Regions from separate parts of the Homo sapiens genome. Here region 2 is linked to region 1. A link is a contact called in ENCODE Hi-C data. All regions are on one chromosome and are shown on one strand. The core of a region is the stretch at or near the end of the contact, and the rest is flanking DNA. Distances in the headings are between cores, read along the strand shown. Region 1 overlaps SEMA4D (semaphorin 4D). Region 2 has its middle 100 kb from the start of LINC03062.

Region 1 (4,004 bases), core at 516-3,015:
AGGGGGTGGAGGTGCTGAGGGAGTGGAGGTGCTGAGGGAGTAGCTGAGGGAAGGGAGGTACTGAGGGAGTAGTGGAGGGAGAGGAGGTGCTGAGGGAATAGCTGAGGGAGGGGAGGTGCTGAGGGAGTGGAGGTGCTGAGGGAGTAGCTGAGGGAGGGGAGGTGCTGAGGGATTAGTGGAGGGAGGGGAGGCACTGAGGGAGTAGCTGAGGGAGGGGAGGTGCTGAGGTAATAGCCGGGGGAGGTGAAGTACTGAGGGAGTAGCAGAGGGAGGGGAGGTGCTAAGGAAGTATCTGAGGGATAGGAAGGGGCAGAGGCCTGTTCTGGGTCACACAGCTGGGATGTGGCAGCATGGGAATCTGAACCAGGCAAGCTGGCCTCACAGCCGGCACTGCAGCTATCACAATATGCTTCCTCCATAGTTGGGGGAGAAACTAAGAAGCAATTAAGGTTTCTAATAGACTTGAAAGAAGCATAAAAAATGTTTGAGCTGGCCGGACACAGTGGCTCATGCCTATAATCCCAGCACTTTGAGAGGCCGAGGTGGACGGATCACCGAGGTTGGGAGTTTGAGACCAGCCTGACCAACATGGAGAAACCCTGTGTGTACGAAAAATACAAAATTAGCCAGGCATGGTGGCACATGCCTGTAATCCCAACTACTTGGGAGGCTGAGGCAGGAGAATCACTTGAACCCGGAAGGTGGAGATTGCAGTGAGCCGAGATCACGCCATTGCACTCCAGCCTGGGCAACAAGAGTGAAACTCCATCTCAATTTAAAAAAAAAAAAAAAAAGTTTGAGCTAGGTGACTTGTATTTTATAGCAAATATAGTATTACTTTGCAAAAATGACTTCAGCTCAACTAACTGAAAGTTTTAGAAGAGAGTCAAATGAAAATAAATCATGGAAGTTATGTGTGATTATTTCCCAGTTAAAGGAAGCAAACCTGTCAGCCTGATCAGTAGAAGCCCTGAGCCTCTGTTTAAGAAAGGCAAGAGAAGAACACATTGCTGACACATTGCTGACAGTCTCTAAAATGGTTATACAGGTTGTAACGACTACTAAAGATCCCAGCACTTGTGTCTTCTGTACTAACTTTATTAAGAGATTTCATCAAAATGGAGATTTTCAAGAACAGCAGACAGACATGATGGAACCATGGAATCTCCCCCGTGCCCATCTCCCAGTGCCCTCTGTGTGGTGCCTAGACCTCTGTAACATCACTGTGAACATTCCAGACAGAAAAGATTCTTGGCCGGGTACTGCTGGTGGTTAAAGAAAAATGAATTGTAAGTGGAGAGTTGGAAAGGATCGGAATGTCCCACATTATGATATTTAATTATGGAATATTGCACAGCCGTGACAGGCTGCTGAGGGCACCACGTAATAAACGGCACGGGGATGCGCACGCATGGTGCTCGGGGCAGGGACACACAGGACCTGGACGTGACCCACGCGGGCCCTCTTCCTCTACCAGCCTGTAGGCTCCAGCCTCTCTCTTGGACTTCAGGTCTCCTCTTGCATGGCTCCCAGCCTGCCTGTCCCACTTCCCATGTTACAGAGCCAGCAGGGCCCCCCAACCGTCCTGTGCGGTTGCTGTGGCCTGCCCTCCCCAAGCCAGAAAGCAGGGGCTGGGGGTCTACAGTCTATATCTGACTCTCACCTTCACCCCACACCCTCCAGTAGTGACTGTTGAGTGAATGAGTCAGAGTTTCTTAGAATGAGGAATTCACCAAAATGCCAGAAAGACCAGAACTGTATGTCATGTCTGTCTGCTGTTCTTAAAAATTTCCATTTTGATGAAATCTTCCTCTTAGTAAAGTTAGTACAGGAGACACCCGAGCTGGGATCTTACTTTAACCAGCGTTATAACCTGTGTAACCTTTTTAGAGATCGTCAGCAATGTGTTCTCTTGCCTTTCTTGAATTTTTCAAATTTTCTACAATTACTGTATTTTACTTTTGATATCAGATTTAAAATATTTTAGTTAGAAAACCACATGATTAAGGAAGGAATTCGAATAGTTCTAAAGAATCAAAATCATGAAAAATGAAGCACACTCCTTTTGCAGATCAAATTCTCTCTATAGGCATTGCTGCCAGCAGGTTCTTGATTAAATTGTGATCTCTTGAATCATCCTTCTGATGAGCCTGTGTGCACACCCACACACACACACACACGCACACACACGGTCACACACCATGTGCCTGCACAGACGGAAACATACTACTCACATTTTTGGGAACCTTACTTTTTACTGAACAGCGCCCTTTCATACAATTGCAGCTTTATTCTTTTTAACAGTTGCATAGTATTCCATCCTCTGGAATGTGCAATAATTTGTATAGAAAACGTTCTATGCTGTATCTGTGTGTACCCATGCACATAGACGCACACACACTGGTGGACTTCTGGGTGTCTTTGGAGTTTACCTATTGAATAGCCTCGTTCCAGTCATATTGCACACATGGGGTATATCCATACTGAATTCTTGGTAGAGGACTGTTGGATCAGAGATTCTGGATGTAGCTTCTTGGCAGGTGTTGCCCAGCAGGGTGCGGAAACATGTCCTCCGGGCCCTGTCTGTGTACTTTGTAGCCAGCCTTTCTCATGGGTGCCCTGCTCAGCAGAGTGTAATGGTATTGTGTTGTAATATGCATGCCTACCCCATCGAGGTGTGTGCTGCAGTGCCAATTTCAGCAGAAGGTCCCCCATTGCTCTCTGCCTCCGGAACTTCCTTACCTGCTTCTGGGCCAGGATGAGGAGATTGAGCAGAAGGGGCTCACGGCCCTCTCCCCGTCCACAGCCACAGCAGTGCTGCCTGTCACAGTGTTCCTAAGCCCTGCTTCCAGGAGTCTATGTGGACCTGGGGAAGCCCCGATCCCCCGTGTGTGCAGGAGGAGGCTGGTGGAGCCCACAGTCCCTGGCAGTAGGGGTTGTTAGATGTGCTAATAGCTGCACCCTGCTTGTTATATCTCTCTGAGTCTTCTTAGCTAGGCAGATATAACTGGCTTCATTTCACAAGTGGTAAGAATGATAGTTAATGCCTCCCAGTGCTTAAACAGCATCGGGCACCTAGGAAAGCACTAGGAAGCATTAACTGATTAGTCATGGATCCTCATAACCAAATGAGACAGGCAGTATTAGTATGCCCACTTTTTGGATAAGGAAACAGAGGCCCAGAGAGGCTCAGTAACTTCCCTCAGGAACACACAACTTGGAGAAGCCAGGACTGGAACCCAGGTTCCTCTGATTGCAGAGCCCCTTGCTCTTGCTTCATCCCACTTGTCTTCTCTGTGTGCTGAAGAACACCAGGTCCCTGCTTAGGGAGTACGCCCAGAAGGCGAGGTCATGTCTGCAGGATGGAGGCCAGATGAAGGCGCTGCCAGTGGCTCTGTCCTTCTGCCATCAGCGACCACTAAATACCTGTTCGCAAGGCCTGGGCGTTGGAGCCCCACACTCTCCTGCACTAGAGGGGGTGCACCAGGAGAGGATGTGAAGGCCATGAGAGGGAAATGCTTCTCTCTCCTAATTAATTTCATTGCTTTTTGATGAACAGGCCATTGGATTCTTTTTACCTGTGCTGTCAGGAGTTGGGAGATATGAGTTAAAACAGCATGATGAGTAATTACATGAGAAGTGTGGGTTTGCATTTTTAAGCCAGGTAACTCATAACTGTGGGGTTGCACGCTGAGAAAGAAGAAACAAACCGTGTATGTGTAGGGTGAAGGCAACGCGGGGTTGGGGCCTGGGCAATTCACTAAGAAAGGAAGTGTGTTCCCACTCAGGAACCTTGGGGCTGGCAGCTGTTTTTGGAGGCTAGATATGAACCCCCAGCTGGGAGGCAGGACACAAGGATGCTGGTGTTCAGGTGGAGTTGTTGGAGGCAATTGAGATGAGAACCCAGACCTGCTGACATTTGTTGTTGGATGCCACAAAATTACCGTGAATATGATACGTGTCTTAAACCACAGGATGAGCAGTTCTGGGTCTTTATTAAAGTG
Region 2 (4,004 bases), core at 1,054-3,553, 320 kb before region 1:
AAAGACATGTGAGGATGATGTGATACCTGGCCAGGAATGAGGTATCCCAGGCCAGGTGCCTGCAGGTGTTGGGTAGATGAGGGAGACTGCACCCCACCCTCAGGAGCCACCACCCACGGCGCTGATGGACATGCTGGCCAGCAGCCTAGCTGGTTTTTATTGTAGTAAAATATGCACAACATAAAATTTACTGTCTTAATTCGTTGTTCAGCGTACAGTTCAGTGGCATTAAGAACATTCACACTGTTGTGCAACCATCACCACCCTCCATCTTCAAAACGTTTGCATCTTGCAAAACTGAAACTATCCCCATTAGACAACTCCCCAGCCCCCAACCCCAGCCCCTGGCAACCACCATCCTACTTTCTGCTTCTACGAATTTGATTGTAGCTGGGACACTAGCTACCTCAAATAAGTGGAATCATACAGTTTTTATCCTTTAGGTATCTGACTAAAGGTAAAGGTATTTTTAAAGACATTTCAAGGCTGGGTGCAATGGCTCATGCCTGTAATCCCAGCATTTTGGGAGGCCGAGGCGGGCAGATCACCTGAGTTCAGGAGTTTGAGACCAGCCTGGCCAACATGGTGATACCTCATCTCTACTAAAAATAGAAAAATTAGCTGGGTGTGGTGGCACGCACTTGTAGTCCCAGCTACTCGGGAGGCTGAGGCTGGAGAATCGCTTGAATCTGGGAGGCAGAAGTTGCAGTGAGCCGAGATCTCACCACTGCACTCCAGCCTTGTAGAGCAATTCTCCATCTCAAATAAATAAATAAATAAATATAAAAATAAAAATAATGACATCTCAATTGAATTGATAGAGTCATTTTACCTCTTTTGTCCTTTTTCAATTAATAAATAATAAAAATAACTATTTCAGTGTACTGTTCTATGAGCTTTAAGACATGTATAGATTGTGTAACCACCACTGCAACTGGGATACAGAGATGTTCTATCCCCCAAGAAAACTCCCTGTACCTCCCCTTTATATTCACAACCTCCCCCACCCCAACCGCTTACAACTACCAATCTACTCTTTCTCCCTAGGTCACCTTTTCAGGAATGTCATATACATGGATGTGTAGCCTTTTGAGATTGCCTTCTTTCACCCTAATGCCTTGGAGGCTCATTCAAGTTGTCGCAGGGATCAATAGTTTGTTCTTTCTTACCCCTCAGTTGTGTTTCACGGTATGTCGGAGCATTTGGGGGCCTGGCTTGCTTCACTTAACATAACATCCTTAAGATTCATCCGTGGCCAGGCGCGGTGGCTCAAGCCTGTAATCCCAGCACTTTGGGAGGCCGAGGCGGGCGGATCACGAGGTCAGGAGATCGAGACCATCTTGGCTAACACGGTGAAACCCCGTCTCTACTAAAAATACAAAAAATTAGCCGGGCGCGGTGGCGGGCGCCTGTAATCCCAGCTACTCGGGAGGCTGAGGCAGGAGAATGGCATGAACCCGGGAGGCGGAGCTTACAGTGAGCCGAGACAGCACCACTGCAGTCCAGCCTGGGAGAAAGAGCGAAACTCCGTCTCTAAAAAAAAAAGAGAAAAAAAAAAAAAAGATTCATCCGTGTTGTGGCCAGGCACCTTGGCTCACGCCTGTAATCTCAGCACTTTGGGAGGCTGAGGCGGGTGTACCACAACATCAGGAGATCGAGACCATCTTGGCTAACATGTTGAAACCCCGTCTCTACTAAAAATACAAAAAATTAGCCGGGCGCAGTGGCATGCACCTGTAATCCCAGCTGCTCAGGAAGCTGAGGCAGGAGAATCGCTTGAACCCAGGAGGCGGAGGTTGCAGTGAGCCGAGATAGCACCACTGCACTCTAGCCTGGCAAAAGAGCAAGACTCCATCACACACACACACACACACAAAAAAAAAATTTCATCCATGTTGTAGCATGGGGCAGAACTTCATTACTTCTTACGGCTGAATTACACTCCATGTATGTTGTTTTAAAATGTGCTGGGGATTTGTTTCAATCAGGTGTAGTAAGAAATTCAGACACAGAAAAGACTGTTAGGAAGGAGAAAGTTAATATTCACAGACTCTGGACACAGGAGGCAGGGCACGCCACACCCCGGGCCACACAAGGAAGCACCAGGGTGGGTCAGGGGGCAGGGGTGGGGACGGGGGCAGGGGGTGCAGACGTGGGCAGGAGCCTTTATTGGGGTTTCCGCAGGAAGGAACAAGCGAGGCAGGGTAAGCAGGCTTAGGGTTGGCTAGTTTGCATGATTTCAGCAGGCTCTAGGGTGCAGGGGCTGTCCCTAGGTGTCTCGTACGTGCCCTGGGCTGATGAGTGCAGGGAGATAGTGCCCTGGACTGTGAGAGCCCCATAGAGGAGGTAGTTGGGGTGGCTTGGGACTGGCTGGTTTGCTTATGAAAGGGATGTTTGCAGGGGAACTTCACTGGAAATCAGCTGGTCCCTGGAACGAGCAGCCCCTCCAGGGTCAGCAAGGTCCCAGATGTCACAGCATCAGGAAATAGTAAAAATTAAAAACCTAATTAATACATATGTATAGACCACATGTTGTTTATCTACTCATCCATCGATTGCCTCCTGGGCTGTTTCTAACTTTTGGCTATTGCAAATAACGCTGCTAGCAACATCGACATAGCAGTGTCTGTCCAAGCCCCAAGCAGCCTAGATATATTTAAAGTGCAGTTAGGAACTTTTTTTTCCCCAGAAAATGAGGAAGGAGGTAGCAACAAAATCAAGGGTTGAAATACAAAATAGTCTTAACTCACAGAAGATGTTTGGGGCTAAGTTCTCACCCCCAGCTCCATTTTTTCCATCATTCTTGGCCGAAAGAATCAGAAACCCTGTTTCTAGACTGATAGCCACCACCCAGCCATGGCTCCTTTCCTGAAGCAGAAAATGACCCGGGTCTAGCAGCGTGGCTCTGATTACAGACAGGGAGTGAGCCATATCAGGTGCACTGAGAGCCCTTTGCCAACACAAAAAGCTACTCGCAAGCCCAAAATACTGAGGCACAGTGACCTCTGAGGCCGGGTCCCCTTTGCCACTCCACCACTGAGCCCCTGCCTGTCTGACCACCAGGGCCAGCACGTGGATCCCTGTCTCCAAGGTGAGGACAGCACCCCCGTGGCCCTTCTGGCCTTGTTGGAGATATTAATGATGCAGTATCATCAGAAGTCCGAGAAATAAGGACATAGATAACGACTAGGTCTTTCAAGGAAAGAAAATACTGGTCATTACTAGAACCCTTGATGACCAGTTTTTCAGATTTTTTCATTGTACTCTTTCTTGGGTTATTTTCAAAAACAGTCAACCCATGCACAACAATGCATGTGATAACCATCTTCTAGCATTAAGGAGGAAAGGCACCTCTGACTCAAAATCAGCCCAAAGATCACTAAACCCTGCAGTTGCTGAGGTCAGCTGGAAGCTCTTCCTCCTCTAAGCCCCAGCTTCTCCTCGCTCAGACGCTAACCATGACTCTTGTGAATTTCTCAAGCGGCTTGGAGAAAATGAGAGAAAGAAAGGATGTGGGTGCCACTTTGGAGATGATCAAGGAAAACTGAAAGACGAGTTAAATGCTTGGACAGTGCCCTCCAGCCTAAGGGAAGCTCTCCTGCAAGTGGCCACTGTGGCTGGAAGTCCATGGAGCCATTTGGCTTCCACTTCCTCTCTGGTTTTTCTGCATCCCTCATTAAACTTGGACTGTTTTGTTTTGTGTTGTTTTGTTTTTGTTTTTGTTTTTGTTTTGCCCCTTCCCAGGGCTTGCCAGCAAGAACAGCAAAAAGAGAAAGGACAGTCTCAAATTCAGAGAAATTAAGCTAATTTGAGGAACATGGGTCTTGATAGTGTTCTCATTTATATTTCCAACTCATTGGTTTCAATCACTGTAATACTTGACATCATGGAGCCAAACAGAAACATTCCTCGTTCATTCACTGGGCAAGTATGTATTGAGCATCTACAAGGAGCCACACTACTCTAGGTGGTAAGGATTCATCAGTGAGCAAGACAGAAAGGCT

The links. A loop is a pair of places that touch in the nucleus more often than their neighbours do. Pooled maps may share reads with other maps.
Region 2: a loop to region 1 is called in a pooled map, with 5 times the contacts of the local background. The contact joins two enhancer-like sites. A Hi-C loop is called at or near these places in 4 of 37 single-sample maps with no recorded cell type and 8 of 50 pooled maps.

What each region holds. Positions count from the first base shown.
Region 1 is chr9:89,419,977-89,423,980 of GRCh38, reverse strand. All of the region lies in intron 2 of SEMA4D (semaphorin 4D), which reads left to right. Among named protein-coding and RNA genes, the nearest start is that of SEMA4D, 76 kb to the left of the region's middle. RefSeq lists an enhancer at 3,242-3,391. Within about 2 kb of position 1,765, at least 6 of the 41 ENCODE cell types and tissues checked have a DNase peak (open chromatin) inside an H3K27ac peak, as active enhancers do.
Region 2 is chr9:89,739,115-89,743,118 of GRCh38, reverse strand. No RefSeq gene overlaps it. Among named protein-coding and RNA genes, the nearest start is that of LINC03062, 100 kb to the right of the region's middle. RefSeq lists a silencer at 2,071-2,120. Within about 2 kb of position 2,303, at least 2 of the 41 ENCODE cell types and tissues checked have a DNase peak (open chromatin) inside an H3K27ac peak, as active enhancers do.